Regions from separate parts of the Homo sapiens genome. Here region 1 is linked to region 2. Evidence: chromatin loops called from intact Hi-C (ENCODE). Cell type or tissue: PC-9. All regions are shown on one strand. Links, peaks and the distances in the headings refer to the core of each region. The heading gives the core; the rest is flanking DNA. Region 1 overlaps SNX10 (sorting nexin 10). Region 2 holds the start of LINC03095 (long intergenic non-protein coding RNA 3095).

Region 1 (16,358 bases), core at 3,849-11,848, 170 kb after region 2:
TTTAAGCCACTTCATCTTGCTATTCTGTTTTTGTCTGGCAAATGCTGAATTTGCTGAAACTGCGAGTGCATAAGATTTTCAAGACTTGCACTGCAGCCCTCACAAGGTGTCAGTATGCACTGGGCATCAGTTGGATTTGACTACAGTGTAGAAATGTCCTTGATCTTCCTCTGGGCCACGTGATTTCAACCTGTATGGCCTTTTTCAAGGCTACCTCCTCAAATCCTGTAATCCCAAGTGTGGCATTCTCTCCTTCTTCCTGGGTACACGGCTGCCCAGCTAGAGACATGTCCCAGCCTTGCTTGTGTCTGGTGTGATCATGTAACTGAGTTCTCACCAAGTGATGTGGTGATGTGTACAACTTCCAGATCATCTTCTTAAAGATGTCTAAGATTTGCTTTTAAATAATGCAGCGAAGCGGTGGGGGACATATTTGGGGGATATAAATGATACAAGTTTGACCATACAAAGGTAACTGTTTAAGCTCAGTGATAGGCGCATGGGAATATCTTATACTGCATTATCCCTACATTTGTGTATGTTTGAAAATTTCTATTGAAAAATAAATTATGCTGCCGGGCACGGTGGCTCACGCCTATAATCCCAGCACTTTGGGAGGCTGAGGTGGGCTGATCACAAGGTCAGGAGATCGAGATCATCCTGGCTAACACGGTGAAACCTCGCCTCTACTGAAAATACAAAAAGCCGGGCATGGTGGCAGGTGCCTGTAGTCCCAGCTATTTGGGAGGCTGAGGCAGGAGAACAGCATGAACCCGGGAGGCAGAGGTTGCAGTCAGCCAAGGTGCGCCACTGCACTCCAGCCTGGGCAACAGAGTGAGACTCTGTCTCAAAAAAAAAAAGAAAAATAAATTATGCCAGGCATGATTGCTCACACCTGTAATCCCAGTGCTTTGAGAGGCTAAGATGGGAGGAAGAATGCTTGAGCCCAGGAGTTTGAGACCACCCTGGGAAACATAGCAAGACCCCCATCTCTACAACAGACAAAATTAGCTAGGCATGGTGGTGTGCACCTGTAGTCCCAGGTACTTGGGAAGCTAAGATGGGAGGATTGCTTGAGCCCAGGAGGTCAAGGCTGCAATGAGCCAATATTGCACCACTGCACTCCTAGGTGACAGAGTGAGACCTTGTCTAAAAAAAAAAAAATTAAAAGGTGCTTTCCCCAGTTATGTTCTCTCCTTTCCTATCCTGGTTAGAAAGAGGGCTGACTGGAGCAATCAGGGAAAGCACGTGTTGAGGATGGCAGAGCCACTCCTCCAGTCCAGGTCCCTGGGCGGCCCCCTGGAGCAGGGCTTGCTTACCTGCTTTGGAGAGTTACCTGAAAGAGAAATTGATTTCTCCCTCATTGGAGCCATTGCCATCTGGGGTGTCTTTGTTACAGCTACAGTGTTGTCCAGGTGACTCTAGCTCCTTATTTATTTCCATTTTATTTCAAACTGTCTCCTCTACTCTAACAGGCAGTAATAATCTTGCCTGGCTTCACCAAACCTTTACTTATTTCTGGCTCTCTTATAGGTCAGCACAATGTTAGAGCTCAAGAAATATTTACTATGTTTACATTTTTTGTTGTTTTGAAGTCAGGCTGAACCACCAACTACAGAAACAAGTAGACTCCACTAAGACAACTTTAATTAAACTGCTCACAATACAACTCACTGTCAAAACCTTTACACCAATTTCACATTTGAGTTTGGAGGTCATTATTTAACATAGCTATGTACAAACCTTTGATTCAGAAAAGAACCATAAATTAAAGCAAAACTTAGGTTGAAATGCTAATTCAACTAGAAAATAAAAGGTTCAGGAAAACTTAATATTTTTCAAAAAATATAAAATACAGTTCTGTTATAAACCCTGCAGGCTGACTCCAACCCACAGACACATTTTATCTTCCCCTCTCCAAATGCGGCACAGTTCTACACAGCATTTCAGGAGTTTTGAATGTCAACGTGCTTAGAGGGCACCACTGCGTCCTCCCTCCCTGGTGGCCTTGCACAAGGCCTCCTTACACATTTATCCTGAGGCCTGTGATCTGCCCATAGACTGGACTTAATGGGAGCGTGAGGCATGTGGACAAAATGGTTTTCTAAAAAGAGTGGTTAATCCTCGTCATGGATTACCAAAGAAGGTCATAGACCTTAGAAATATTCTTAGAAATAAGGTTGGTTTTCACACAGTGGCTTTGGGGTGAGGTCCCCTGAAGGTCAGGGGATAAACTTGGTAGGTAGATCAACAAAGAGGAAAACAAAAATTGGATGCAAGCTGGTGTTCATTACTACTAAACAAAATCAGGAGTTTCAGGAAAACCTTTTACAGGGTTAGACTGCAGGCTTGTCTCTGATCACCACTGTGACAGCCAGTGTGCCCACCTGCTCCCACCCTCCACTCTCCCTCCCCTCCTCCACTCCCCTACCTCTCCCTCCCCCTACCTCCACCCCCTCTGCCCCAATGCCCCCCACCCCAGACTCCTCAGGAGAATCCCATCTTTGTCAGACTAGTTCCTAAGCTATGGCTGCAAAAGTTGGAATTCGAGTGGGGAGGAGCCGAGAGGGCCAGGGACTGCCGTGTCAGATTTACTCTGAGAGCTACTGGGAGAACAGTGAGGAACAGATCTGGAGGGTTAAAGAAAAGGGGGAGAAAGACAAGAGCCAGTGTGGGCTGGGTCTGGAAAATCAGAAAGAGGCTAAAGTTGTCAGGAGTTTGAAAGAAGCTGAAGAGGAATGGGATAGAGAGAGATACGTTGTTATGTGCTGCATAGTAACATCTCAGTCAACAACAGACTGCATGTGCGACTGTTGTCCCATGAGTATCATGGAGCTGCCCTCTACAGGTGTACCATTTTTTATCTTTTATACAGTATTTTAAATGTACCTTTTCTATGTTTAGACCACATATATTCACCATTGTGTTACAACTGCCTGCAGCGTTCAGTACAGTAACATGCTATAGAGGTTTGTAGCCTAAGAGCACTAGGCTGTAGCCAGAGTGTTTAGTAGGCTATGCCGTCTAGGTTTGTGTAAGTAAATTCTGTGATGTTCACACAACAAAATTGCGTAACGACACATTTCTCAGAACATGTCCCCATTGTTAAGCAATGCATGACTGTATATGGTCCCCAACTTAGGGTGGTTTGACTCATGACTTTTTGACTTACAATGACATGATAGCAATATACATTCAGTAGAAATAGTACATCAAGTTCACATACAACCATGCTGTTTCTCACTTTCAGTATCGTATTCAATAAATTACATGAGGTATTCAACACAAGATTATAAAATAGACTTTGTGTTAGATGTTCTTGCCCAACTGTAGGCTAAAGTAAATGTTCTGAATATGTTTAAGGTAAGCTAAGCTAGGATGTTCAGTAGGTCAGATATATTGAATGCATTTTTGATTTACAATATTTTCAACTTACCATAGATGTATTGGAACATAGCCCTATCATAAGTCAAGGAGCATCTGGTAGGGTGAGAAGAGAGAGTGAAAGAAACAGAGGCTTTTAAGTTTGAGAGGCCAGGCAAGGTGGCTCACGCCTGTAATCCCAGCACGATTGCCTGAGCTCAGGAGTTTGAGACCAGCCTTGGCAACATGGCAAAACCCTGTCTCTGCCAAAAATATAAAAAAAATTAGCCAGATGTGGTGGTGTACACCGGCAGTCCCAGCCACTCGGGAGGCTGAGGTGGGAGGATGGCTTGAGACTGGGAGGTTGAGGCTGCAGTGAACCATGATTGTGCCACTGCCCTCCAGCCTGGGCAACAGAGCAAGACCCTGTCTCAAAAATAAATAAACAAACAAACAAACAAACTGAGTACCATACTCCCTGCCTTTCTGTAGAACCTGTTCTCTGAAGGGGAATCGTTCTCATTTAATGATATCCCATGTTCCTTGCACCCTGGCCTCAAGAACACCTAGTGTGAATGCAAGTGCCCCTTAATCATTTTCAGAAGGACTCCAAAGTACTATAGATTCAAGGGATCACTGTTCACCCTTTCTTTTTTGAATCAGTTTAGGAAAACTGTGCACAGTACCCCTACACAGAGATGCATACACACACACACACACACACACACACACACTCTTAGAGATTCACAGTGTATGTTTTTTCTTGAGGGTCTTGCTGTGTTGCCCAGACTGGAGTGCAGTGCCATGATCACGGCTCACTGCAGCCTTGACCTCCCAGGCTCGGGCGATCCTCCCACCTCATCCCTCCAAGTAGCTGGGAACTTAGGCATGTGCCACCACACCCGGCTAATTTTTGTATTTTTTTTTTCTGTAGAGATGGGTTTTTGCCACCTTGCCCAGGCTGGTCTCAAACTCCTAACCTCCAGCAATCCACCTGCCTCGGCCTCCCAGAGTGCTAGGATTATAGGTGTGAGCCACCGTGCTGACCTCACAGTGAATATTACCATATGAAAGTCACTGAGAAGTCCTGCAGAAAAATTAATATTAAACTTTATTTAGCCCAATGTGTCCAAAATGTAACTGGCCATGGAAACCTCCATCCTGTTTTTTTTTTAACTTATTAGCATTTAGTAAACTTATTAGCATTCCTCAGAACTAGCGCTGTAGGGAACACCTTTAGGACATTCTGTATCCAGTCTTTTTATTGTACTGATGAGGAAATTGACATCCAGAGAGGTTGGGAACTGCCTTTGGGTACGTGCCAGCCACAGAGCCAGAACCTGATTCACCAGACATCCTTCCAAATCAACACTCTCTCCGGTAAATCACACTTCAGTATGTCTATTCCATACCTCTAATATATAAACAGTACACACAGCACATGAGTTGATAGCCTTGTAACTGCCAACTTACAAATCACCCTTTAAAAAAATACAAAGAAATCACTAGGTGAGAGCTGAGATCATGTATACAAACTTGAAGTGTGTTTATATACACTATTAATCGCCCTTGTCATGGTTTATACTAGTTATCCAAGTCTTGCTGGTATCAATTGTTTATCCTCATTGCCTTCTCACTGAAATAATACTACCAATAACAAATACTAGCTCCCTCTTTGCTCTCAATGTGAAGGATAACATTAATATATTGATGCAAATTTCTAGCATTTATCTTTATGCATTCATTTAAATAGAGCCAAAACTAAAGAAATCACTTGTTAACAAGATAATCAAAAACAAATCTTTATACTGAGCACTTCATTGATAGATCAAATCCCATTATCACTAACTAAAAGGAAAATTCTTTACTTTGGAATTTGGTTGAATTTAAGACAATTTTCAAAAAAGAAAAATAAGAATGAAGAGGGGGGCATGGAAATCTTTGTTTTTGCAAGAGTTATAACTATTTGTCATATTAAAAAGTAAATTACGTTTGACTGTAAACTTGAAAAGGTAGGTAACATACAAATTTTTTTTAAAAAATCATATTTTGAGAGCAGTCAGTACCCAACTTTAAAGAGCATTTATGAATAATAACATATTAGGAAAGATCAATTGGGATTTCTGTCTAAAAAGTTAAATATTCAGTGCCTGTGATCTGTATTTGTTACCTAAGGCTTCTTTATCAGCAGAAGAAGGCAAATGATACCCTGCAAATGTTTCCAGCATGCAACTTTGCTTATCTCCCTGTATTAATGATCTGTATGGCAGCTGTTATATTAACCTTATCACATAGTACAGCAATAAGGGAAAACTATTGTGAAGGAAGAAAAAAAAACCATTTTGTTTAATCTCTGGGAGCTTTTTTGAACCTAGCAATTTTCTGATTGTCAAGGGTGGAAAAAAAATGAAAGTTAAACTTTTACTGAGTTTATTTACAATCTCAAAGAAGAAACTGGACATTTCCAAATGGGTGATTCAGTAAACATCATAAAATTTGAAGAGGACACAGATTAAATTATCAACTAAACGCTCATTATGTGAATTCTGGGTTTCATGGGGTCCACTAGGGAGCTCCCACCAGGAGTCAGGAAGTGGCTCCTGAGAAAGGCAGTCTCTCCTTCAGGGCTCTGAACCGCTCATTTATGAATATGACATTACCAAAAAAACTCCCATTTGCCCCTCGTAAGACTTCTACCTCTTTCTTCATACAGTCTCTATGTGCACACAGATGAAATTCAGAGGCTCTGTCTTTTAATCCCTCTTTAACTTGGATAATATCAAACCTGACCCTGACACCATTCTACCTTCTCTTCTCTCAAGGTGTTGAGAAATCACCTAACTCTATGATTGCAATTAATGTTTGGTTCAGCTACAAATGCTTGAGCTCAACCCACGTACTAGCAGAATGAACACAAGCCCCTTCCACTCCCCCAACTAGGTAATATGCTTTTTCCTTTTTTTTTTTCTTTCATTATCCCTTTAATACAGAGCAGGGCTACTGATTAGCAAGAGGCAGTTTGACTCCAGCAATAGGTCTTCTTCACTAAGCCTCACTGTCATGGAAATTCCAGCTGCTACAAGAATAAGAGGCTCAATCCATATTTGCCAGCTCTAATATGAAATCTGTCAGAGCCCAAATTAATGAGTTCCAAATTCCTTACATCACGATAACAGGTTAAGACTGGTCAATTAATTACATAAATCCTTCCCGATTCATTGTGCGTTTGCAGCCCAGATTGTGTCTTACATTACTCCATGACACAAGGCCTTTTGGCTCCTGTTGTTCCGCAGAAAGGCCCCATTTAAGTGGAGGCTGCCTGCCACGGCAAAATGTTAAATGTCACACGTTAAATTTGCACTTTTCTGTAATTTCTTTTGTTTAAAAAAAAATTAAACGAAAGCACAGGGCTCCCAGTACACCGCTATGCAGAGAGCTGGGATTGTACTGCACGGATCCCAGGGCAGGTCAGCACCTGTGTTTTACCTCTAAAACAGGTTTTAGAGCACATGCTCCCCAGTACCGGGTCCTCTATAAGCAGTGGAACCCAGAACGTGCATATTTGTGAAAATAAGCCAAGTTTCCCTAAGATCTAAGATTCTTGTCTTTATGAAAGGATTAAAATAGGATTCTCTACATAGCCGGCTTCTCTTGTCTACCAGTAAAAATATGGGGTATCTTAAACCGTGCTGATCTAATCATCTTTCAGAAGCGTGTGCATATTATATTTGCATAGGCCTTTGCCTTAAAAAAAAAACAAAGGTATTCCAGATGGCTTTGCTATTTGTATTTGTCACTGTAACACACCTACAGAGAGTGGTCTGATTGAGGACCTCATAATCATCCAGGCCAAATCTTTTCCTTTTTATAACATCACAATGTGCCTGGAATCACAGCTAGTTAAAACTCGACCTGGATGTGTGACCTCCAGATTCCTAGCGTGGTCCCTCCACCCCATTACATGTCTCTGGACTTGTATGCACGTAGCTGCTGGGTACCGAATGAGACCGGTTCTGGTTGTGTTTCCTGAACCATCTTATTGCAGGCTAGGGGTTCTGCGAATACACGAGCGACCAAATGATGCTCTTAAGTACAACCGACACCTACGTAGGGAACAGGTTCTTTCTACTTGGGAGCCCTAACACCACTCCACTACGCGGGCAGCTCGCCAGACCCAACCAAGGGCGCGTTCTGCAGTGGGCGGCTGCAGCCTCCGCACTGGCCCGGCAGCGCCCCCTTCTGTCCTCCGGCGGCCTGGCACCTGATGTGTCACAGGCCGCGCGCTTTTTCCGGGTACTAGAACACAGTCCCGCTTACAGGGCCTCAGCCTAAAGCGGGTGGAAAACTTGTATCACCCCCCTACACACACACACACACACACACACACACACACACACACACACACACAGCCCAGTCCTACCACCAGGCGCGACCGTCCCCTCCCTCTCCAGACGGAAGGGGCCAGGTTAACGCAGCCGCGCGCCCGCCGGGCAGGTTAGGTTCTCGGGGGCCTAGAAGGGAAAGGGGTTAACTAATGTGTGCGATGCGTGTGCAGATGACAAAATTTAGGGCACGTAGAGTTTGCCCGGCCCCACCGCGTCCGCTCGCGGGGACCCTCGGGGGCCGGGCCCCATGGGGCCGGGGCAGCACGGTGTAGCCCCTCCTCCGGCCGGGCGCGAGCGTCTGCAGAACAAAGCCTGGAGTCCAGCCCCGGCCCCGGCGCGGCCGCCCCTCAACCAACCCCCAGGCGGCAAGGCCCTCTCCACGCGCGCTCTCCAGCCTGGCGGGGCCCTGGAAGCCGGGACACGCGGAGGCCGGGAGGGTCATCGGCGTTTAAGGCAGCCTCCCACACCAAGTGCACCGCCCGGATCCCCTCTGCACGAGGGCTTTCTGCTTATTGCTCTTTTCCCCAGCAGCCAGAATCGTCACCGTAGCGCGGGAAGGGGCCTCGCGGGCCGTCTGCAGCAGGTGCGGCCGGGAGCCGCAGGCCCGCGCGGTAAATCGCTGTCTCTTTGCGGTCGTTGTTCCCATTCACCGCCCGCCGCCCCCCGCCCCACCACGGTTCTTTTTTTTCTTTCCGCCGCGCAGTTGCCATGGGTTACCAGGGCGGTTGCCATGGGTTACCGGACCGAGGCCGGCTGGCTCGCTACCTGCAGCCCAGTCGCCGCCGCCAGCGGAGCGGCCCGGGCGGGACGCGGCGGGAGCGCGCGTGTGCGGGACGCAGCGCGGGGGATGCGCGCGGGCCGCGGAGGCGCCGCAACCAACAGGCGGCCGAGGGTGCAGCCGCGGGAGCGCCACCGCCAGTGGGGTGGGGGGCAAAGCTATAAAGAAGGCCCAGAGGTAAGAAACTAGCAAAAACACAACCACAAGTTATGCCCGTGCTGTGCCTCTAGCAGCAAAGACAAGCGGTGTGGGGTTGGATGAATCTACACTTCTCGTCGGGGGAGAAAGGGTATTTTCCTCTTTAGCATAAGCCATTTACATAGTGTCTTTAGACCAGAGTTTAAATTCAGCAGGAAATTGTAGCTTAATGGTTTTTTTTCTCTTTTCCTCTATATCTTTTGAAAAGAAGTCTTTGGAATTTTGGAGAAAGAGAAAGGGTCATTAACTACCAGAGTTTGCGCAGCTAAAATAAATTAGTGTCCAATGCACTGCTCATGATCTAGAAAAGTTTGCAGTAGGAGTGAAGCGCAATTGTGTCTGCTAAAAAGGGACAATGGTGACTCGTTTGTAAGATGCATATGGCAAAGAATAGAACCAAAGTCCTTTGTATATATAGCAAATGTTAAAGAAATTGTTGCTTATTTACATCCTTCTGAAATTTTTGAACTCCACTCTATTAAAATTATTAATTTCTTATGACCTTTATTTGCAAAGAAAATTCTATGCTTTGAATGTCAAATTGCAGTAACTAATTTCAGACAGTATTTTGTATTTGAAAATGTGTTTATATATAATAAACTAAGAAAAGGTCTATATTCCAAACAAAAACACAAAATTGTACTGAAATTGTTTCCTTCATTGAAAAGATGTTGCCTTGTATTCACAGGATACCAGCTAAGTAATTTAAATATTAAGAGGAAGACTATTTAGAAACAGAATAAGCTTTGTTATTTTCGTTTAAAATGTTAAGGGGCCTCTAATGAAAAGGGGTTGTCTTTTATAGCTCAAATACTGAAAACCTTATTGGTATCACAGTAGCTCAATAATAATGAATCCTTAAGGCATCCAACAAATACAAACCAAATTCAAAACAACGTCCAGTTTACTGTTGGATATAACGGTTATTGTGGCCAGGCTAAATGAAGTTGTTTAACTTCTTAATTGTCATAAAAGAAACTTTGTTCTTTTACTTTATACTGCATATCACTTGTTTGTATTTAATTATTCAATAAAATGTGGACTAGGTTTGAAAAACTGGCAAGATACTTCATATCTTAAGGAATAGTATCTGCTTAAAAATAAATACTTGTTTGTCCCTAGTAATTTTTAAAACTTGAAATTTTAACTAGAATTAAGTAACTTTCTTCTAAGTGAGACTTTATAAGAAGCCGAAGTAACAGGTTGTTGACGTTCAGTGCTGTTGACACCTTTGGGTTATATATAAATCTAGTTCTACAACAAAACACGTAAGTTGGCTTTATAGGTGAATAGTTTACCCTTTAAGAATCAGCCAGGGAAAATGCAGTTTTGCTGTATTGTAATCATAAAGAATCCAGGATTAGAATTCTTTACATTTAAGTCACATTAAAAATAGTGTTAAATAAACATCTATTCAAGTTAGCTACATCAGTAATTATTTTCTTTTTCCTAAAGAAAGCTTTATAAAAAATATGCCAGAGAAAAATAAGAGACAAAGCAAGAAAACCACTGGGAACTGAAGTTCATCTAAATATCTCAGCTGCAAGAAATCAGTTTTAAGAAGCCAGTGTGTGGACATTGAAACAACTAAACCAAGGCTAAAAGCCTCAAATATGTACAACTATAGCTAATATTAAACCATGTTTTACCAAATTTCCTCATAAAAAATAAAAAACACTGAGTTTGGGTCTAAGGCAGAATATATTCTCTTGTATAAAATAAGTGATCCGGCAAAGTTGATTTTTTTTCACGTTTAATGTAAAAATGATCTCGTGACATTTACATACTAAGTATTAGGCATTACATAATATTAATTTTGATGGCTATGTTACATCATCTAAAAATAATATGACAATTGGTGGCATAGTATGTGTTTTTCAAAACTGCTGTAAAACAGAAATAGTGTGAACTCAAATACATATTGCTGAAGGGATGAGGATCGCTCTTAAATGCCTGGATGGCATGAACTTTACATATTAGCATGGTAAGAAATTACTAAATCTTTTCTTTTCCTGTATTAAAATAATGAGGATCTAAGACACATTAAATCAAAATATTTACAAAAATTTAATAATGTTTTAGACCAAAGAAAAAAAGGACAAATTAAAGAAATCATTCTTATTCTAAATTTAATTTTTTTAATGTTAGTTCTCAGTTTTCTTAGCTTTTTTTTCTGTTGGTTCTTTGAAACAAGCATTGTAAAGACTTTTTAATAATACAATAGCTTTTAAACTCTTAGTGAAAATGAAAAGGTTGCTTTTTGTAGTAGCCTCTGCCACTCTTCAATTAGGCTGGGTAACAAAGCAACAAGTTATCCTAGTTATCTGAAAATATCTTCCTGTTAGTTTCACAGAAATATTTTGTACCATTCAACATGGATGAAACTTGGGTAATTATCTCAAGAAAATGTTGCCTCATCTGAAATCTGAACTTCAAAATAGTTTATCTAAGATATCTTTGGGACACTAAAAAAAAAGACATTTTATGAAAATTATACCAATCTTCAAGTAGATGCTTTAAAAGGGGCTTTTTAAAAATGAATAATTATTTCTGAAATTAGCAAGTCGACATCCTTTTCTAAATTATGGGAATATTTATTGGTAAAATTAAATTTATTAATCTTTATAAAATCCTTCCTCTGATTTAAGTAATAAGTAACCACCACTGATACTGAAAGTTATCTAGTGATAAGAAATTGCACATTTAGTCAAAAAATAAATCATTAACCTGATTATACAATGATAATGAAAACAAATTATTTGTCTCCAGAAACCATTTGTTGAAGCTGATTTTGGATAATGAAAATGTATTTCTGAATCTATATATTACAGTTATAAGTAATATTACTAGCACTATCTATGTTTTTTCTAAGATGTAAACATTATTTTAATATGTCTCTATTCATAAGATACATTTCCATCTAAGCGTGAAACAGAATACTGGAAAGGTTAAATACTCTTAAAATATTTCAGTCTAACACCCAAAAGCATAGTGTTTTGCCAGTGCAGGGGAGGTATCCACAAAATATCAGGCACATATCTGAGAGAGGCAGTCTGGTCTACACTGTTACTCTTCATAGGGTTTAACAACATATACACCGTGTTTATGGTAACACTGCCCCACTGATACAAGAAGGAATGCTCTATCTTGATTTTAAATGCTACTTAGTTACCTATCTTTTTAAATTCAATAAAACCAACTCGGTTTTTTAAAACATGTAAGTCATTTCATTGGAGGGCAAGATCTTGTTTACCAATAATGTCTGCCTGTAAAGGATAGTATTGTATTCACAGGATTTTTAGCTTTACACAGAAGCTTACCTAAAATAAGACAACATAAAAATACCACTAATAAACAACCCAACATCTTTAAGAATTTAAATACCTAACATCATGACAGTGAGCTTTAGGTAAGAATGTATTATTATGAAGCTTTCTTCTCTATGACTGGACATAATTTGCTATTCCTAAGATAGTAACATTAGAATTATTTTTCAGGATTCCTGCGGAGCTGTATTTACTTTACATCCATGTGAACTGCTGTCATCACTACTGTGTCCAAGCCCAGAGGATGAACTGGAAAAGAAGAGAGGGGGAAAATAATAAAAAGAGGAAATTGGTTTTCACAACACACTCAAAGCCTGAGTAACAGAGGAGAACTTTAATTATCTCCAGTCACAAAGAGAGACAGGAAATTTGGACTTTTAATTAGCCATTTGGAGTGCAGTTGGGTATTTTTTTAGCTAGATAATTTAAACGCGAATAATTCAAGTCTGACTAAATGAAAGTCACATAATCAGAATGCAAATAATTGAATTTCTACTGCATTCATTAATTCAGTGTGGAGGTGTGTGTGAAGACTACTATGATGAGCTGTCACAGCTCAATAAAATCTCAGTCAATTAATTTTTTCATTATCTTAGTATTATATCAACAAAAAAGTGAAGTGTGTATATATATCTATACACGTGCATATGTGCATACTATGTATTATATAAATACATATACATTAAATCAAAATGCAAGGAAATACCTTTCTGAATCATAATCTATATCATTTTCTTTTTTTCCTTCTTCATCTTCTTCAGGGAAACGTCTATTCATTAAGGCAAACTTGTGAATTGCTTCTTCCACAGAGTACTTAGTCTGCCCAGAAACACACGCCTCAATGTCTTCTGAATTCAGATGGCTCTGTAAGAAGAGGTGAAGGCTGCTATCTGAAAGCAAAAGTGCATTCTGTAGGACTCTATATTAAAAAAAAAAGGAAAAATAATTGGTGAACAGGATGGTCAGTGATAGGGTAGAAGAAAGAAAAACATTAGAAAAGTACCACTGAAGGTAATTTCTCTACTGTGGTAAACTTTGTATCAATTATGGGCTCTGCCCATTAAGGGGAGGAAAGCATATGTTAACTTTTATTCAATTATTTGGAAATTTAGGTGGGTAAAAACATGAAGCTAATAGTTAAGAACATCTGTTAAAAGAATAACTTCAAGGACATTTCTTCAATTTACCCATCTCTTATTACCATGTGGATTAATTATGGAAATATTTTGCTTATATAGTCATAGAAAGTTATTCTACTTTAAAAAATTTACTGCCAACAGCATGTCAATTCAGTGATCTTTATGGGATAGGCTGTCATGAAACATCAAAACTTTCAACTACTATTAAAAATTATATGAAGAAAATACAATTCTCAGCATATTTTACATTTTAAAACTTTACAGTTATATACTTAAGGGCATGTTTACGACAGCTCATGAGAGAGATGGCTTTTTTTAATACTTAAGGTTAACTGTAAATTTCTCCAAAATCTTTAGGAGCACTGAATCTCTGTGTTGTCAAAATGAGCAACCAAATAAAATTGATCCCAGCCAACTTTACCATATATATAATTAAAATATGATAATTTTGTGATGAATACATACTGCTCTTCCCACATTTAAGATCAAAGTTTACAAAGACAGAACAGATTTCAACCAGGGCATCAGAACTACATGGAAGATTAAAAACTATCCTGTAGCAAAATCTACAGATGCTCAAATTCATATTAGTGAATGTGTTTTCTCTGAAATGCACATCTTAGAATATGAAATCAAATCAAAGTATACCTTTATATTTAAATAAAAACTGGTTTATCTTTTAGCAAAGATGTTGACATATGATCATTTAGTCTCTACTGATAGTTCAATAATTATGTAAGAGGAGACACTAAGACCAGATACAGGGGACAAAACTAACACACTAAAACCCAAGTAGAATTTTGTCCAACATAAGATTTTTCCGATATAACGATCTGTGAAAAATAGATCATGTATTTCAGACCAAATGAACCTTACCTTATATTCTGCTTGTTTAAACAAGTAATAAGGAAAGTAAATCTCTTTTGGCCATTAATATCAATTTAGTGAAAATCCAAGGTCATTATAATACCAAATCCTTTTCTACAAAATAAAACAATTATTTCTTAACAAAGGCAAAAATGCCTAAAAATGCACAGTATTAAAACCAAAATCTAGCTGTCCCCTTTGCTTCAGCAGGTTTACAGTTTGAGAAAATATTCTTTACTGGTCTATTAGAAGGAAAAGTAAAACCTTTGTGCTTTTTAAAAGGCAAAACCTCAAGCAAAGCAGCTAAATCCTTCTTTTTCCCTCTGTGTCCTCCGCCCTGGGTCCTCCCAAAAGATGACCATGTCACATGATAATGATTAATTTACCAAGTACAAGTAGCTAAGTAGTAAATCCCTCTTACTACTCTTTGAGATTTATTTTCTACATTTACAAATATTCACCATTCTTGTTTTTAAATACTTCAGATTAAGAGAAGAGTTATAGAGCAACAATCCATTAATACGAACTTGGATCGTGAAGTCTGTGAAGTCTGAGCAGAGTGTTTCCTGTGGCCTCTGTCAGCGGTTTCCTGCCTGCCATAAGTACAAGGAACTGTTCATGGGATTGTACTCGTGGCTTTGTTTCTGTTGGAAATGTGTTTTATTTTCTTTATAAAATAATGGGTAATCTTTAAAATTGATTTTAGATGGTTTGAGGCATTACACCACAACAGTAATGAGCACTAATGCCAATGATATTGGACACAAATTCATTTTAGCTTTATTTCATGTCTGAAGCAATTCTACTGAGCCTTGAACTGCTCACGTGTTGTTATTAACTTGCTAGTAACTTAACACATGGGTACAGCAAACAAAAGTGATCAGAGTCCAGGTTGATCGGGACCTCAAGGCTACTGTCCTTTTTCTTGAGCTATAATTCAATTTCCAATTTTACTGTACATTAGACTCATTATTTCCCAGCGTTTTCTTTTTCTGCTCAATACTGCCATCTGGAGGACACACAGATGAAAAGAGAAGGAGCCAGGCTCACCCAGCTCACAATTCCAAAGAGCCAGAAAGATGTGGCTGGGGAGGGGACATCTGAACACTCCCCCAGGCCTAGAGTTCAAACCAGTGAGTCGGCTAGGTACAGTTTTGGTTTTTGGAATCTCCTCTGTTTCTCTGGCTAAATTCATGCCACCATACTCCATGAGTTTTAAATAAGCAAAAATAATTTTTAAATGTATTTATATGCTTATTTTAGTCAGATAGTTCATTCTGAAATTTAAAATGAAAATTTTTGAGAGTGTTTTCCCATCTGGTTAGGTGAGCATAATTAATTTATTTTGAGTACTATTTGGCTTACTATCAGAGAGGGCTGTGACTGCCACCATCATAATATTAAATACTATTTTTTCCTTAGTCATGTTTGTGCCATATTTTCCACAAACAAATCTAATAGCCCAAAATCAATTTCAAACCTAATATAAAGAGTACTTTGTAAAACAGTCAATAAAATGTCATTTGTAGAAACCTCCATTTAAAAAGTATATGATTTTCAAACCTTTATAAAAGGAATAAAAAATAGCCTCTAGGATTTTAAAAGAATTTCTAGAAAGATATTTATAGTGCAAATCAGAAGTTATTCCTTTCCCCATAACAGTTTTAGACTAAACAAAGCAAAATCTGTTTTTTTTCCCTAAACTGGACACAGTTGAAAAGCACAGTTTTCCTCAACATGATTTTATTAGATGTATTATATGCTGGTTTAGCTGAGAATATATAGCTATGCAAAATCATTTCATCCTAACTAAGGATGTCCTGGGTCTGCTGAACCCAATACAATGATATATATACATAACTGCATAGTACATGGAAGGTTAGCAGTTTGATGTAGAAAAAAAAAATTAACTCAGCCTGTTTAGCTCTTACTATAAGAAAAAATAAAACCTACAAATCTTCATTGAAGACATTCATGATCTATGCTGTGGTGCCCTCTATTGAACACAAAGACATAAAAATCGTGTGTGTGTAAAACTAGCTGTCATGGTTCAACACTAGCCTTTTGTAAAAAATCTTTAATATTCCTTAATATTTGAAGAAATACAAAACCATGATACTAAAGTCTAAACTGTAGGGTAAATGTAGTTGTATTAATGGGATGAATTCAGTAAAGAAGGGAAGCGGCTCCCAGTCATGAACAAATCTATTCAAACCTAAATTGAAAATCCCATTCAAACCTAAAAATTAGTAGGAATTCCATTTTTCATAGTTAGAGACTTACTGAGTTTATATTTTTTAGC
Region 2 (16,358 bases), core at 4,447-12,446:
GTTATTACATCCTGCCTCGTACTACAGTTACATGTGGACTTGCCTTCTCTTTCTTATTAGATTATAAGCTCATTGAGGGCAGACTCCACATCTGATGCATTTGTGTGTCCCCAGCACAGTGTCTGCCTCACAGCGAGCTCCGGTTGGATAGCTGCTGAATGAATGAGTCAGTGAGTGAGTGAGTGAATGAATGAATAAATGACACGATTGCTGAACTCTCCATGAGCAAAGCAACAAAGCAAGTCAGGCAGGGCAGATTTTTTTCATCATTTCTGGGTTGGTTTGTATTTTATCCAAAACACCAATTTTTACATTCAGAACTTCTTTTTCATCATCCCAGTTTTTATTCCTTGAGCTTAGTAAGAATTATAATAAGAACAAGTATAATGTTTGTAACTGTCATCTATCTCAGTTCATATTTTAAATAATATGGATCTATTTTCACCTCAGGAAAGGCAGATTTATATTACTTACATTTACTTTAACATGGAGCTCAGACATTTTATACCAAGAGTGAAGCAAACTGCCACACAGTATCAGATTTTAATAAGACAAATCCCACACTTGCGGTGACCCTGCTTCCTTCCTTGCTTTTCTCTCCCCTGCTTTTCCAGAGGAGATTCTTGCAGGATCCAGGACCTGGCGTTGTTCTCTTCCAAGTCCTCCACTGCAGCTGCATATCTCTCTCTCATTCTGCTTTTTCTCGGAAGAATCTTAGCTCCCCTGCAAAGCTGGCATCACATGTCTTTGAGCTTGAACTCAAAGGGCTGGCTTAGCTTCAGCACTAGGCCCTCCCTGCAAGGTTTGCTGTCCCTTACCTGCCTGCCAGTTCTGTTCAGCCTGTTTTCCACTACAGAGGAGGTGAGATTCACAGCCAGGCGGGCAATGAAGGGCTTCAGATGGCAGATAGACCACGTCCTGCCAGCGCTGCCTCAAACCTGGAGCTCCTCTGGGGTTGCTATCAGGGACTCAGGCATGACATTTTTGTTATCTAGGCAGAAAAGTGTGTTTGGGTTAAACTGCCAGGGCCATCATGTCACTGAGTTCTCTGCCGAGCCCCAGACAGGCATTCCCTATCAGTGATAGCTACAGCAGGCTGGGATCAGCTGCCTTGCCCCCCTGAGCAGCCTGCTTTCTGCTAGCCGTAGTGTTTACAGGGCATCTCGGGCAGCTGCCAGGGCTGGAATCAACATTCTCCCTGAGCTTGCAAGGAACAAAGACTGCTACTAAAGATGCACTTGAAGGGAAAAGCATGACAAAATGTCCTGTGACTTCAGAGATGCCTTTTGCAGCATCGTACAGTCATGCTGTTCATTAAAAGAGTTAAACTTGGAAACTAGACTTTGATGCAATACGTTGTTTCCATTCTTGGAAATACGTTCACGAGGAGCTAATAAATAATCCATGAATGCTAATCTTTTTAAGTCATTTCAAAGGCATGAAGTCAGCCTAGATAATTGTAAATGCAACGGCTCAACCTCAACTCCATTAAAATGTAAAGGTGAGAACTGATTACAGACACTCAACTGCTTTTGATAGAAGTCTTAAATTCAAATGCCACATCATTTGTTTTTAGCAAATGGAGTAATTACAATAATATTTTCTTCATTTCTAAGGTCAGATCTCTTAAATCCTATATGCTTGTACCCGATTTAACTACAACCGGAATCATTTTCCTTGTGTTCATTAATTAAATGTGTATGTTGCTTAAAGGTAACATCCACTCTTATTTTCTCTGAAGGAGAAATAAATAAATATTCTAAGTTGTCTAGCAACGAGGTTAGAGGGGAGAGTTGTAACATTATTTCATTTCAGATATTATTAATAAAACTGAAATTAACCTTATTTCCCACTCTAGTAACTGTTCTTGCTGAGAAAAGGTAGTTTTGTTTAAAGCAAAGGTGTTTTCCTACTGCTGTAGCTTGTCAAATATACTGTGATTTAAATTTTAAAAAATTAAGAAATAATTCACTTGACGATAAAGTCAACGCCTTTTAATATTCTTGCAGCATCACCGCCCAAAGTAGATTTTGTAAATATTTACCTCTTGTGGGAATTGTGGTATATTGACCAATATATATTTTTCCAGGATTTTGGTAAATATCTGAGAAGTTTCTTATAGGAGAAAACTATATACAAGGTTTTATTGTTTCAAGTGCACCTGGATTCTAACTAAGACCCAAAAAAGGAACTGATCACTTCTTACTATAAATTAAAAGGTTTCCTTTGCCCCCTACCTCCTGGCTGTCAGGTAATTAAGCTCCGGATGTTGGTCACCATGCAGAAGTAAAGTGAGGATGCCGGAAGCAGTCAATCCATTTGTTTAGGACAGGCAAGTCTGGTTATAGCTGGACCCAGAACCCTCCAGATGCAGCAGTCTTCTGCGCTGTCAAAATATTTAACTTTCCTGCAAACATGCAGCTGTCAGTCTACTTGCAGGAATCTACCAAAACCAAAGGATTAAGTGTGATTCAACAAAGCAATGAACACTGGCCAGATATGAGCCATGGGCCCAACTTGTCCAGTCCCTGGGCAGGGTTCTAACCAGAGGTGCCAATCTAGGGAGCGCCTTCCAAAATATCTATCTGCAGAGGTTCTGATTCCCGGGTCCGACAGCACCCCGATGTCTGTCATCTGGTGATTCTGGTATGCCATCCTAGGGAAGAAGCACTCATGCTTTATTTTTCATCTGCTTATGTTTTAGAAAGAAAGCATAGGGGTGAGGGTAGGCTGGAGGATCAACCTGGAAACATTTAACACAGGCTAACAGAAGCTGGGGGAAGCAGCACTCTTCTGACACCCAGAGCGGGACTGCAGTGTCATGTGGGTCTGTGTTTCAGTCTTGCTCATCTTGGCTGGGTAGCCTTGGAGCCACAATTTATCTTCCCCAAGACTCAGCTTTTCTGTCTGTAAAACAGGATAGTAATACTACCTCCTTCATCAAACTATTATGAGAATTAAGGGAGCTAATGTGCATAAAACAAAGGCAATTAACGTAATGTTTAGCACATAGTAAGTGCGGTGACTATTTGTAGTTTTGTAGAATGTCTGCAAATGATCTACAGGGCTCAGAAGGCTTTAAAGATGTTCTCATCCAACTCCCTCTTGTGTATCAATTACATTCCATGGGAAACTTGAATTGGTTGGCTCAGAGCAGGGATTCTGGGAGACATGTTTAGAGCACAGGGAGAGGCTAGTTTGAAAGGAGGGTTTGAAGATAACCTTGATGAAGGATTTTGAATGTCATTGTGATCAGCAAGGGAGGCAATTAAGACAAACTTTCCTTAGTGGATGTTACATGCTCCAAGCGTCAGTTTAGGACCCAAACAGATGGCTAGGCATAGACCCTGTGGATAGGAGGGAAGATGGCAGAGGTGGGAGTAGTTCTGTCATTTTGTGGGAGGGGTGTGAAATATGTGGTCTTGGCCTGGTGAGGACGAAGAGAATAGAAGAGCTGGGAAGGAAGAGAACAGCTGAAATCTAAAGAATGCATGGATGGAGTGGAAGATGAGACAAAGGTGGGGCTGGGGGTCACTTCTCTGTTTTGAGTCTGAGCAGAATTATTTCTGTGTTTGTGTGCGCCCTGGTGGTGAAAATTTCTGCAAGGAGCTTTAGGGTCATGCTGTCTTGTTAGCTTAATAATGGTTTGATTGCACCCATCTGTGTTCCCTGGGGCAGGATCTTTATCACCTGCATGTAGACTTACATCGCTGTGAATTCTGTACACATAGGAGGGTAATAAAAAGCAACCGAGGCTTATTTAACACTCACTGTGTGTGTGCCAGGCATTGAGGTAACTTTTTAGCTTTCATAACAACCCTAAGAGGGAGATATTATTGTTATCCCCATTTCACAGGTGAGGGAACTAAGGCACTGAGAGGTCAAGTGGTTTTTGAAAGCTTTCCACTGAGTCAAGGGGGAAGTAGCATTTGAACCCAGGCAGCAGTGTGGCTGCAGAGTCCTGGCCCTTGATTCCTGGGAAGAAATGAACACAATTTACCCAGTCTATGAGACTAAACAGGGATCTTACTGGGATTCAAACCAAGTTAGACTCCAAAGCCCAGGCTCTTTCCTTTGTGGCACACCTGACCCATTAGCAATTCAAAAACCACATTCAACCAATAAGGCAAAGGGGAAATGGGGTAAAAGTTGTCTAACGGCTCAGAGAAGCAACTTGGCAGTACTATAGGGAAGTAACATTTAGCAGATTTTCTCTTCATAGAATATAAAACTTGTATGAAAAGAGGCGCTTTCAAAAATATTTTGAGATTTTTTTGCACACTAAGCTCACACTACATAGGAAAAGGTCCATCAGCATAAATATGAAGTTATTCTATTGTTAGAGGGTTGGTAGGTGGGAATGAGAGTGTTTTGAAGTATCAGTTGTATAAAGGGGATTTTTTCACATTTTCCCATACGTCCCTTCTGTATCGTTTGAGTCTTTTTAAATGATATTGTATTTGAGGATTATTTTTCTAATTTAAAAATAATTTTGAAAAATAGAGAAATAGAAACTTCAGGTACTTAGGCAGAAATAAGAAAGTCCTAGTGACCCAGTGATATAAACACATATTTACAGTTAGTGTTCTGAAAACAAGTAAATAATTCCAATGTAACTAAACTTTACACCTATGTGTGTGTGTGTGTGTGTGTGTGTGCATGCATGGATGTCTGGATGCACATGTGTGTGCATGCATGGATGTCTGGATGCACATGTGTGTGCATGCCTGTGTGTGCGCGGGCGTGTGTGTGCACAGGCACACGTAGACACCTCACAGGAAGGCAGGCTGAGGTTGGATGCAGCAGGCTACTTAATTATCCCTCATTTCATTGAAGGAGGAATCTCACAGAAGCATCATAGATTCCAGGAGGCAAATCTACAAAACTTGGTAGTTACAGAAGAAATGATCCAGTATCAAGATGAGGCATTGCACCTTCAACGAGTGAGAGGAAAAAGCCAAGAAAAAGCCAGCCAACAGTTAAGCACCTGCTGCCTGTTACTGCTTCTACTCAGTGCACCTCTCAGTTCCACACATTCAGTAATGGGGCCAGCCTCACAGGCCAAGGGATGGCGAAGATGTATTCTCACATCCGTTTGTAAGAAGGGAGCTAAGCAGAGTGACACAAATCTAGTTTGCCTGGAACGATCCCAGTTGACCCCTTCTGAAGTCAGTCCTCTCCTGTCCTTTCCATCCCTCCTCTGCACTCCCTCTACCGAGGATAAGACAACACCCCTCTGGTCCCAGAAACTTACCTCTCTCCATTGCCCTGTGCAAGGTAGATGAAGTCTTACGTGTAGCTCAAGCTTCAGGTGAAGTCCTGGATGACGCGGAGAGGAGAAACTGAGGTCACCGGGGACCTCATAACAATGCTGAAGAAGTTAAACTCCTAGAGTGGAATAAAGCTGGGTGTGTGGAGAACACATTCAACACTCCTTTGACACCAAAACACCATGCAAATAAGCAGTCATGAGCCTGGAGTCCGAGAAAAGAAAGGAACACACACACACGTGTACACAACTCACACACACGGAGGAACACATGCTTTTAGAATGATCAGGTGCTTAAAGAAAATAAAAGGAGAATGGACATTGCCCTGTTCTTTTCTGAGAGGCAGTCACTGGAGTGGGTAAGAACCCCAGCTCCGGATTCAGACGTGCCTGAGTCTGCAACCCAGCTCAGCCACTAACTACGTAAACCTGTTTTATTAACTGTACAATGGGAATAATAAAAGCACCAGGCTCAAAGCATTGTTGTGAAGTTTTAAAGATTAATGTGATGATGCAGATAAAGTAACCACAGTAATTATTCAATAAATGTTAGCTAGTGCTGCTATTATTGTGGATACATTATGACAACATCATGATAAAGGTACATTGTGACCTTAAAAGAATATTTTACTGGAGCATTGTACATGCTGCATAAATGTTAATTGTTATTATTATTACAATTTTTAGTTCAGCCAGTGTAGCAATTTATCACTACAATGGCAAGAAATTGCTACTCTGGTTCTTGACAGTGGGTTTGCCACCTTCTGCTGTCTTCCTGGTTTTCACTCCACATGGGAGTGAGGCGGCCGCTGAATGCCAGGGCTATGTCAAGTCTGGGATTCTTAGTGGACTTCTCCACAAACACGGTGCCTATTAGGGGAAAAAGTCTCTAGAATTCTCCTGGCCCAGCCTTGAACATCTTCCAGTAGGAACTGAGGAGAGCTTCCGATGCAAAATAAGAGGAAAAGAAGGCAGTGGGGTAATTTACCACTGAAAAGATTTCCCCATTAGACATTTTTACAGCATCAAACTTGGTGGGGGAGGGGGTTTCTCCTGGCACGATTCTGTTTGTTTCCTCCTTTTGTGGCACGAACAACAGCATTTCATATTGAAACATGAAGCCTCTAAAATTAGGATGGCGGCCAGAAATTTGTAATGGGTGCTTCACACCGTTCACACTCCTGCTTCACCCTCCTGGCTCCACTCAGCCGAGGGCAGCTCCACCCTGCAAGAAACTCGCAGCTCAATTTGGAGCAAGTTTTGCTTGCTGAGGGGAGGCTGCTGTCAATGGCACCGAATGCCAAGCAAGGAAGCAGACCTGATTCGTTTCTAGGCTTCATCACCAGCTGCTTCTCCCTCGGCCTCCTCAGCCCCCAGCTGCCTGGGTTCGAATCCCAGCTCTCTGCTCATCAGGTGTGTAACCCTGGGCGATGACTCCACCTCTGTGAGCTTCCACGTCTGCAGCTGTCAGGTGAGAATAACAATGGGACTTGCATCAGACAGTCATTGGGATTAAGTGAGATAAGGAATGGGAAGGCACTGAGTGTACATAGTAACCACTCCTAGGTGTCATCTCCTTCCTCCTTCCTCCTTCTTCTTCCTCCTCCCTCTTCCTCCTCATTTTTCTTCTTCTTTTTTTTGACAGAGCCTGGCTCTGTTGCCCAGGCTGGAGTGTAGTGGCATGATCTCAGCTCACTGCAACCTCCACCTCCCAGTTCAAGCGATTCTCCTGCCTCAGCCTCCCAAGTAGCTGGAATTACAGGCACATGCCACCACGCCCGGCTAACTTTTAGTATTTTTTGTAGAGACAGAGTTTTACCATGTTGGCTAGGCTGGTCTCCAACTCCTGTCATCCCAGGACTTTGGGAGGTCTGCCCACCTCAGCCTCCCAAAGTGCTGGGATTACAGGCATGAGCTGCCACTCCCGGCCTCTCTTCTTATTATTAAGCAGATTGGCATTTCCTGAGCACCTGCTTTGTGCCACACCTGATGCCAGGTGCTTCACTCATGTGGTCTTGATGAATCTTCACAACCTTGAAGGGCAGGCGTTGTCATCTGCACGTATGTGCAAGGGAGCTGAGTTCCAGAGCTAAAGCCGCTTGTCTCCAGACAATCCCAGAGGGTACAACTGGGATTCCACTTTAGGCTCTCTGATTTCAAAATCTTGCTCTCCCTACCACACCCCCAACGTGGAGGCCTCACAAATAATGCCTTTCCGTGGGGCTCAGGGTCTTCAGACTGTGGTCTTGGCTTGGCTGTGGGTCTTTTCCCAAGAGCACGCAGCACAGCCGAGTCTGCTCCAGGCTTCGTGGTTCCTGCTCAAGCCATTTGTGGGGCAGGATGTGAGGTGAGGGGCGCTCATGTTGCCAGCCTGGCTTATCTGCTTTGGGGCCTTCCTGGCTCAGCCTACAGGTTCGTGACTTGGCACAATTACAGTGACCACAATGAAGCCACTGGCTTTGCCCAGAAGCTACTCAGGCCAGGAGCCTGAGAGGAAACAGGATGGGAGCTGGTTTATATTTCAAGGGCTGGAGATGACGGGACCAGCCCCACCCCAGCTTCCCACCTGATTTTATCTTGTAAAAACAGCCCTTTCATTATTCTGTTGGACCTCCCATTATTTCAAGAACCAAAAACTGAAAGAAAATGATTTTTTTCTCTCTCATACCTGGCCTGCTCTCTATTGCAAATGGCAGTTCTAGGGACAGTTGTCCACCTGCTGTTTTTCACCTGTAGGGGTCAGCTGCTGGCTGGGCTACCTGGCAGCCATTCCCCCTTCTTGGTTCCCGTGTCTGGATTTTCCTCTAGAGCACCCTTTCCCCTCTCTTAACTCTTGGGCTTTGGGTGGGCACCCACCCCGGGGCTCAGGGGTGCAGCACGTGCTCAGCTCGAGCCCATCTGAGCATAGCGTTGCACTGACCACAGGACTGGTATCAGTTCATTGAGATGGAAGTCCACTGAGATGATATCCACTCTACTGAGACAAAAAGAACTCTTTTCTAGGACTTCTCAAAACTCATTTTGAATTGCTTACCATCAAGGGAAGAAATAAAGAAGCTTTTCGCTGTCTTTACATCCTTTCTGGCATACCCCTGAGTATCCCTGGAGGTAGGTGTCCCCTGTTTGAGAAGCATGGGCCTACAGGTAAATTCCAAACCCCTATCCACTCCATGGAAAGCTCTTTACAATTTGACATAGCCAATCTATTCAGCCCCATCTCTGGCCACAGAGTTTCTTGCCATTTCGGGAACAAGCCATGCTCTGCCATTCCCCTCGACTTTTGCACAAGCTGTTCCCCTTGCCTGGAATATCTTTCCCCTTCTATACCTAGAAAATTCTACCCATGCATCCAACTAGAACCACATCAACTGTCTCCTCCTTAGAAGGAGGAGAATAACGTTCCATAATTTTAGCTGCTCTCTCATTGGTTAGAACACTCACTTGACCTTGGCTTGTCTGATTCTCTCTTCCTCACTGGACTATAAGCATGTCCTAAGCACATCTGCATCCCCAGAAGCTAACACAGAGCCTGACTAAAGGTTTATTGGATATGTGGGTGAGTGGATGAAGGGACCATTGAGCTTCGACCAGCTCATGCAACTGCCACAGCATCCTGCCCCATCAGTAACAGTAAACAACATTTATCCTGGTTCCTACACAGTCATAGTTCTATTTATTAATTGCCAAATTCATAACAATTAATTTCATTGCTCATGCCTGTTAAACTCTCGAATGTTCAATAAGGACAGGTGGGCAGCTGTTCTTCCTCCGTAGTCTACCTGCTTTCTGACATCAGCCAGTGAAGGAGTCAATCCCAGTGGTATGGCAGAATTGGGCTAGATGCTCATCCACCCCATTTCCTGTCTTTCTTGGGCACACAGCTAGACTATATTTCCCAGACTCCCTGGCTGTCAGGTGTGGCCATGTGACAGAATTCCAACCAATGGAATATGGACAAAAGTGACAAACCATTTCCAAGTCTGGGCCATGAGAACTACCCATGTGAAAACTTCTGTGCTTTCCCCAACCCCAAGCTGGAAGCAAAGGGTTCCGAGGCTCCTAAGAGGAATGGAGATTCAAAATGGAGAGAGCCTGGGTCCCTGAGTCACCATGTGGAGAGCCACTGTCAAATATCCATGCTGGACTGAGTTGTAAATGAGAAATATTTTCTATCCTGAAACTCAGTGGTGTGTGGAGCTGGCTTATATTAGCTTGTGAGAGCCAGCTGTTAAATTCTGAGGAATTTTGCAAGTCCATTGTTAAACACAGTCATTATCAAAGTTAAATTGTATAAACTTATAATTAAATGGGTTACATTTTAAGATATAATGAATATTCAAAACTCATCCCATCCTAATCATTTTATATAGTTAACTATTACATATGGCTCTTGAGGTTTATTTTCATGGAAGTACGATGGAATGGGAGTGTTGCAAACATTTCTTCCCAACTCTGTATTCAATAATGTCATGTTGGTAGCTTGAAATCAGCCACAGTGTCAGTATTTACACCATGGAAATTGGCAGACATTATAAACCAGGCTTTTCCCCTCCATCCCCTGAAAAAAGGCCAAACATTTACCAGTACACCATTCTAAGGTTTACCTGGTATGGAGCAAATACTCCCCTAACATACTGACTTTCTGCTTTAGTAAAAGAGAGTATAACAGATGAAATGCACCTTGGCTAAATGCAACTCGACATAAAGGAAAAGCAGCCAGAGTGCCCACAGCAGCAGCCCAGAGCCCTGGCAGATGAAGAATCATGCTGGTGCTCAACATGCCCAGGCTGAATGTGATATTGCGTGCTTGAGATCCTTGCTAATTTTCAGAGCATGAGATTATTATGACAGAGGCACAGCAGTTGTCATTGCCTGCTTTCACATGTATTGGGTGACAAGTGTAAGTAAGAGAGAATGGAAATATAGATGCTGAGTTTTAAGCCCAGCTCTTGCCTCAGAAAACAAAAATGGAGACACGCTAAGTTCCTGCCCTAAATTCTTTTGGGGAAAGGAATTTTTCCATATTTTCACTCTCAGGAAAAGCATGCATTTTGGAACAAGTCTCTAGAGTGGACCTATGCATAGCTGAGAAGCTGAGAAGGTGGGAAGCCCGTGGCCAAGGCAGGTCCCGGCTGCAGGTGTGAGGATAGCAGGCTTTGGGCCAGAGCCTGATCAACGGTGCTTGGAATTAACCAGGCCTGCACATGGCAAAATGATCCAAATAATTATCCTTTGTGGAAGCCGTAATATTTCACTTAGAGGAAGGCCGTCAGATCCTTGGGCAGCTCGGCCCTCCTCCGCAGGATATAAACTGCTGAAGTAGACCCCAGAGTGCAGGGCCATTTACGAAGACACACGCAATTCACAGGACGTTTCAGTGCAGACACTGAATGAACTAATTCTGCTAATAGAGTATTTGATTTAATGGCACATTAAAGGGGAAAGGGGAATGCTGAACACATCCTTCAGCGCAGCAGCTGATGGGTTACTGTAGATATCATAAGCGAAGGAGCCAAATTCTCTCCTGCCTTCAGAACAAGCGACAGTCGCCAGAGCAGAGGCAGGTCATTTTGCAAGTCAATTTTAGTTCAGCAGCTTAGAGCAGAAATCATCGAGTTCATACAGCTCTTCTGCATAAAGTTTATAGAGACTGGTTGTTAAGACTCTGACCTACAAGTCTCTTTTCCTTTTTGTTTAAAAAAAAAAAAATGTTGCCAGATCATGCCAAAGTGGAATAAAATAGAAATCGGGTCACTTGATGGATCAGCACATTACTTTTCTGAGTTGTTTGTTTTCCGTCTTTTGCCTTTTGGTTCCTTCTACCATTTTTGACTGTTTCCAATGTCCCGGTCTCTGTGCTAAGCTCTTCACAAGAATGTATATGTATTTACATGTATTTCATTGTTTTACCAGGAAGAAGGTGCTATTCCCAGCCTATTTTACAGGCAAAGAATCTGAGGTATGGAGGGGCAGGAATGAGATTTAAACTCAGGTTTTTCTGCCTCTGGAAGCTGGCTTCTTAATTAACTCTACAAAGCATGATCCTTTCAGCCAGAAGATGGAAGGTAGGACAGATTGTGCCAAGTCCTGGAGAATCTACAAGAAGCCTACTGTAGCCATTGTGTACAATGCAAACCAGAGGAAAAAGTAGCCAGATGGGGTGAGAGGTGAGCTGAGCTCATCAAACACCACCACCTCCCAAAAAAGCCCAAGCCATGGGATACTGAGGCAGGAGGATTGCTTGAGCCCAGGAGTTCAAGGCTGCAGTGAGCTGTGGTCACACCACTCCAACCTGGGCGACAAAGCAAGATCCTGTCCCCGCAAAAAATGTTTTTTAAATCCCAAGCCAGAAGCGATTTGTTTAGAGAATCAAACAAATATGTGTGTGTGCATGTGTATCCCCAAAAACATATATTCAGAGCAAATCTTTTAATTTTTCGATTTCAAATTCAGTTCAGTTTTTTAAAAAGTGCTTGCCTTAAAACAACCCAATTGGAATTTTATAGAATTTTTTTTTCAATAAAATTTTACCATCTATCTTTTCTCCCCCAAAAGCCAAACCGTAATTGTAAACAGTGGCAAATATGAGTGATTTTCATTTGTTCAGTTTGTAACTGTCCATAGCCCCCTCCTATCTATTGTTTCACTCAGCTGCCAGGATGTTTTCTCTGAAACTGAAATCTGATCTTGGCAATCCCTTCAAAGAGTTTTCTCATAAAATAGGGGCTCACTTTTCCAGCATGACCCCCTAAAGCCTCCACCGTCCAGTCCAGCTCACCTCTCTCCCCATCTGCCCACTTTTCCCTCTAGCTTGCATTGCACACAATGGCTACAAGAGGCTCCTTGTAGATTCTCCAGGACTTTGTGCAATGCGCCTTCCCCATTCTTTGACTAGATAATTCAGAATCCCTGCTTCTTTTTTGAAATCAGTGCAGTGTCTGCCCCTCCAGTGAGTCATTGTGGATTCATTCTCCTTGCCCTATCTGGGTTGGAGGCTGCTTCTATCAGAAGCCTGAGCTTACTTCTATCACAGCCGTGTTCCATTTTGTCACCCTGGACCATGAGGACAGGGACAATGTTCTGTGCACCATGGTATCCTCAGTGCCTGGCACAGCGACTCAATGTTGACTGCGTGATAGAATCACCCAGAAAGTCTGACTTAGTCAGAGGTAGGTAGGGTTGAGAACCTCTGGCCTAATCCAGGCTTGCTGACCAACTGATTGAATGAATGAAAGAATGAATGAACACACTGAGGCACACAGCCTTGAGACCCTGGCCAGCCTCCACCACTCACTCTGCCCTGAAGTACTTAGAATTTGTTTAACAAGGCTTCTTGGTCATGCACTGGGTCAGGAGGCTGCAAATCCAGACCCAGAATGTTCATGAACTCCTTGTTGACTTTAAGACTGAAAGTGAACTTCCACTTGGCCCAATACACAAAACCGGAATGATGATTCCTACCACAAGGAGAAACTTGAAAAATGCTTTCTGCAATTGGATGGCAGATGCTGTGAAATTACCAGTTCTGACTCAAAATGATCTCCCTTTTCTCCCTGATCAGCTCAGAATCAAGATGTCTGCCAGCCAAGAATACCAGAAGCCTTGGTGGCAGGAAGGAGTGCTACCGCTGCCTGAGAACCACTGGTAACACCTTCCTGTGCTAAGGGCCCATCGTCCTAACACAGGCTGTGCCTCAGGCAGAAGCTTCCTCTTCCTTCCTATATGCCCCATCTCTGAGATCACAGTAGGAGAAACCTCACCATCACAGCCAAGACCGGAATGCCAGTCATGGATCCATCCAACCTCATCCTTCCATTGCTGAGAACTGTAAGCATGGAGAGAGAGACCGCTGGCTAAGCCTGCACTCCTTTGTCCTCATTCTGAGGGGAAAAAAAGCCAGAAGTCCTAGAGAGTTTAGCTTGCAGAGCCCAATCTCACACACTATAAAATAGTTGGAGATCTCTTACATTTGAAAAATCACAGCTGCATGCTCTGCCTTCCAGCACCAGGCAGGAGAAATGAGACAAACAAGCTTTGAAAATAAATCTGACTCTCTCGCGGCTCCGGATAGCCGACAAGTGTTCGTCCATCTGCCGCAAGCGTTCACACTGTGAATTCATTGATTTGATAATACTCTCGCATAATTGATTAAGGAGAGACTGGCTTCTTGACTTGCCTCCATGTTTTCTGTCTGATGTCTTCCCAGCATTGCTCTCTGCTTTACGCATGGCGAGGAAGGAGAAACCAATGATTTTTTCCAGCACTTTTCAATGGGATACATGCATGCTATTGGTTATCCCAAAACGGTGTATTTTTCAAGTTCTTGAATGGCAGCAACTGTTAGGTGTGTGCTTCTTTCCCCCAAAATATTTCTCCCAATCTTCACAATGCCGTCTTCATCCTCTCCACCCCACTGCCCCATTGTATTTATAGGAAGTGAAGAAAAACCAGAGGTCCATTGGCGCCTAGCAGTCACCATCGCCTGACACAGAGCGATGGTAACTGCAGAATTGTCATATGAGATATTAGCCCAGGGAATAACACTGATCCTTCTCCTATCAGCAACTGCAACAACCCATCCGCCTCTCTGCAATTGTGACATTCAGATGTCACCACCATTTCATTAAATGGAATCAAAACAGCTGTGAGGATTGCTGTTTTATTTTATAGCACAAAGTCATCATAACTTACGTCACAAAGCAGCTTGCAGCTAGCAAGCACGGCTGAAATGGAAAAGCTGATTGCAAAAGGATGAATACGAAAGAGGGACAAACTGCCAAACAAACTGCTGGTGGAGCTGGGTGATAGCTGCGAGCCCCTGGCTCGCTGAAAATAACCCAGGAGCACACGGTCATGCAGTCACTTGCAATTGCCTATTAATCAAAGATGTATCATAGGACAAGTTGAGTTTAGCATCCCATGAACATGCACCTAGATGCTAAGATTCAGTTCAGCCTAAGAGAGATCACTATCTGGCCACTTCTAGGTGCAGAAGCTAAGGCAGTGTAACACTTCCAGTTCCCTTTCTCCTATCTGCAATACAGCACCCAGCCCTGACTCAGTGAAAAAAACCCTCAAAACTTGATTTTTAAAACTCGGGAGGCAGAGCTGGGCGCGGTGGCTCACGCCTGTAATCCCAGAACTTTGGGAGGCCGAGGCGGGCACATCACGAGGTCAGGAGATCGAAACCTTCCTAACACGGTGAAACCCCGTCTCTACTAAAAATACAAAAAAATTAGCCGGGCATGGTGGCAGGCACCTGTAGTCCCAGCTACTCGGGAGGCTGAGGCAGGAGAATGGCATGAACCCGGGAGGCAGAGCGTGCAGTGAGCCAAGATCTCGCCACTGCATTCCAGCCTGGGCGACGGAGCGAGACTCCGCCTCAAAAAAAAAAAAAAACTTGGGAGGCATGCCGCTTCCTCAGCTGGACAGCATGATCAGAACCATGTGGCTAAAAGGTTAAGTCACTGACTTTCAAGTGAGGCAGAAGCTGGGACTGCATTCTGCCTGTGCTGACTATTGTCTGTGTCACTGGGAGAACCAGTAAACCTCTACTTCCCAGTTTACTCATCTGTAAAGTGGGCTTCATAGGGTAGTAGGCCTTACCAGTGCCCTGCCCTGCCCTTCAGCCTTACCGCTGCCAACTGCATTCTTTGCCTTAAGGCTTTTTCTGGGGGTCAGAGCCCATGGTGCCTGCTCACCTGGCAGGCTAGGTCCACTAGAGAATTAATGCTCCCAGGAGCAGCTCTCAACTAATGAGGATGGGAACGAATGTATAAATGCGCATGATCTATACATACCTCAGCTCCCTTTCTCCTTGCCCCTTAATTCTAAGACATAGGTTTTCTGCCAATTCCTAGATTTCCCACAGCAGGCTCAAGCTCCGGTTGGCCACAGTGGTAACGTGCTTAACAACAAACCCTGTGTTAGCTGCCTCCCCTCTTTGTCTCATTTCTCCACTCACCTTCTGGGAGTTCCTGAAATCTTCTCACCCCACATCATATTTATGTAATGTGGCCGATCAGTGCTACATTCTGACAAAGTGAGCCACTTGCTGTCTCCCAGGGTCACAACCCCACTCCTCCAAGGACAGCACAGAAAACTTCTTTATCACAAACTCCATTTTTTCTTGACTTCTAGTATATAACTGGGACTATTTCTAGGAAAAAAAGAATCTGTGAATAAATTTTTCTCTCTTATCCTTGTAGGGTCTTATAAGGATTCAGGCATTCAAAAAAATGAGCAACTACACACCAAGGGCTTAGATTTCCTTGGTAATGATACTACTTCAAAATTAGCAGTTATTAATGGGAAGGTTGAAGTCTGGAGCTTGTTAGCACATTTAGTTGGAAGAAAGGTGTTAATGAAAATAGTGTTTGCATTTATTTCTCATCAAGGCTAAATGAAACTGGGTAGAGGAGTCAGATCAAGTTCATCTTCTGGTGGAAAAACAATTCAGAGCACATACTTTCTTTAATCGAGAGACAGTCACGTAGGGATAGCAGCCAATATTGTCATTACTCCCCATCATTTTAACACCGGCTTTTGGGTCAGGGCACCTATGCAAAGGAGTATCTGTGGCCTGGCATCTTGGAGCCATTTACAGCTACACAATGCAGTCGTGGCACTTGGCAGAGGCTGCCATTTTCTAGACGGCAGTACCAGCATCAACTCCCTTGTGTGAAGCCGATTCTTCTCTGAGGGTCTATAATCTTTGGGAAGTCTGGTGATTCTGAAGTATGTCTCAGGGTGACACTTGTTTCCCTTTTCCCCTCTTTTCAATCAGTTCAAAGTCAGACCCGTTTCAATGCTGATGGGCCAGCACCATCCTTAGGGAGTACTCATGATCCCTTTTCTGTTCATTTAAGGGATTTAGGAATGCTTGGTAGACAGCCTCTTATTGGAACCAATGAGTCCTGTGTGAAGTTTAAGGGATGCTGACAAACCTGCTCTGGGCTGTCAGAGGATTTCTTCCTCTAGTGTCCTGGACAGTCCCATAACTTGTCCATGGAAAGGGCTGCTTCAGAAAATTGCATTCTTTATGGTGGCAATTCAGTTTCACATCTGAGTCCTTGACAGTAAAAGGTAT

The links. Peaks named below come from ENCODE experiments on the same cell type or tissue, not always from the same donor. Only the 100,000 strongest peaks of a DNase experiment are listed, where the experiment ranks them.
Region 1: a loop joins it to region 2, with 7 times the contacts of the local background. A loop is called at or near these places in 3 of 110 quality-filtered maps.

The regions. Positions count from the first base shown.
Region 1 is chr7:26,368,432-26,384,789 of GRCh38, reverse strand. SNX10 (sorting nexin 10) reads right to left here. Exons shown (of 7, transcript NM_013322.3): 6 at 12,757-12,969; 7 at 10,407-12,299. The coding sequence ends at 12,218. SNX10-AS1 (SNX10 antisense RNA 1) reads left to right here. Exons shown (of 2, transcript NR_136272.1): 2 at 12,222-12,771. Among named protein-coding and RNA genes, the nearest start is that of LINC02981, 22 kb to the left of the region's middle. RefSeq lists a silencer at 7,901-8,110. In PC-9, for the core only: CTCF peaks have their summits at 7,388 and 7,594 (motif pointing left); DNase peaks (open chromatin) are centred at 7,649 and 8,259; H3K4me3 peaks cover 2,381 bases.
Region 2 is chr7:26,541,107-26,557,464 of GRCh38, reverse strand. It overlaps LINC03095 (long intergenic non-protein coding RNA 3095), which reads right to left and starts at 5,626. Exons shown (of 3, transcript NR_184281.1): 1 at 5,255-5,626; 2 at 2,238-2,656. LOC124901605 (a long non-coding RNA gene) reads left to right here and starts at 6,472. Exons shown (of 2, transcript XR_007060263.1): 1 at 6,472-6,740; 2 at 12,831-13,910. RefSeq lists an enhancer at 6,447-7,646. In PC-9, for the core only: CTCF peaks have their summits at 7,834 and 8,033 (motif pointing right); DNase peaks (open chromatin) are centred at 6,784, 7,264 and 7,714; H3K4me3 peaks cover 327 bases; H3K27ac peaks cover 2,641 bases.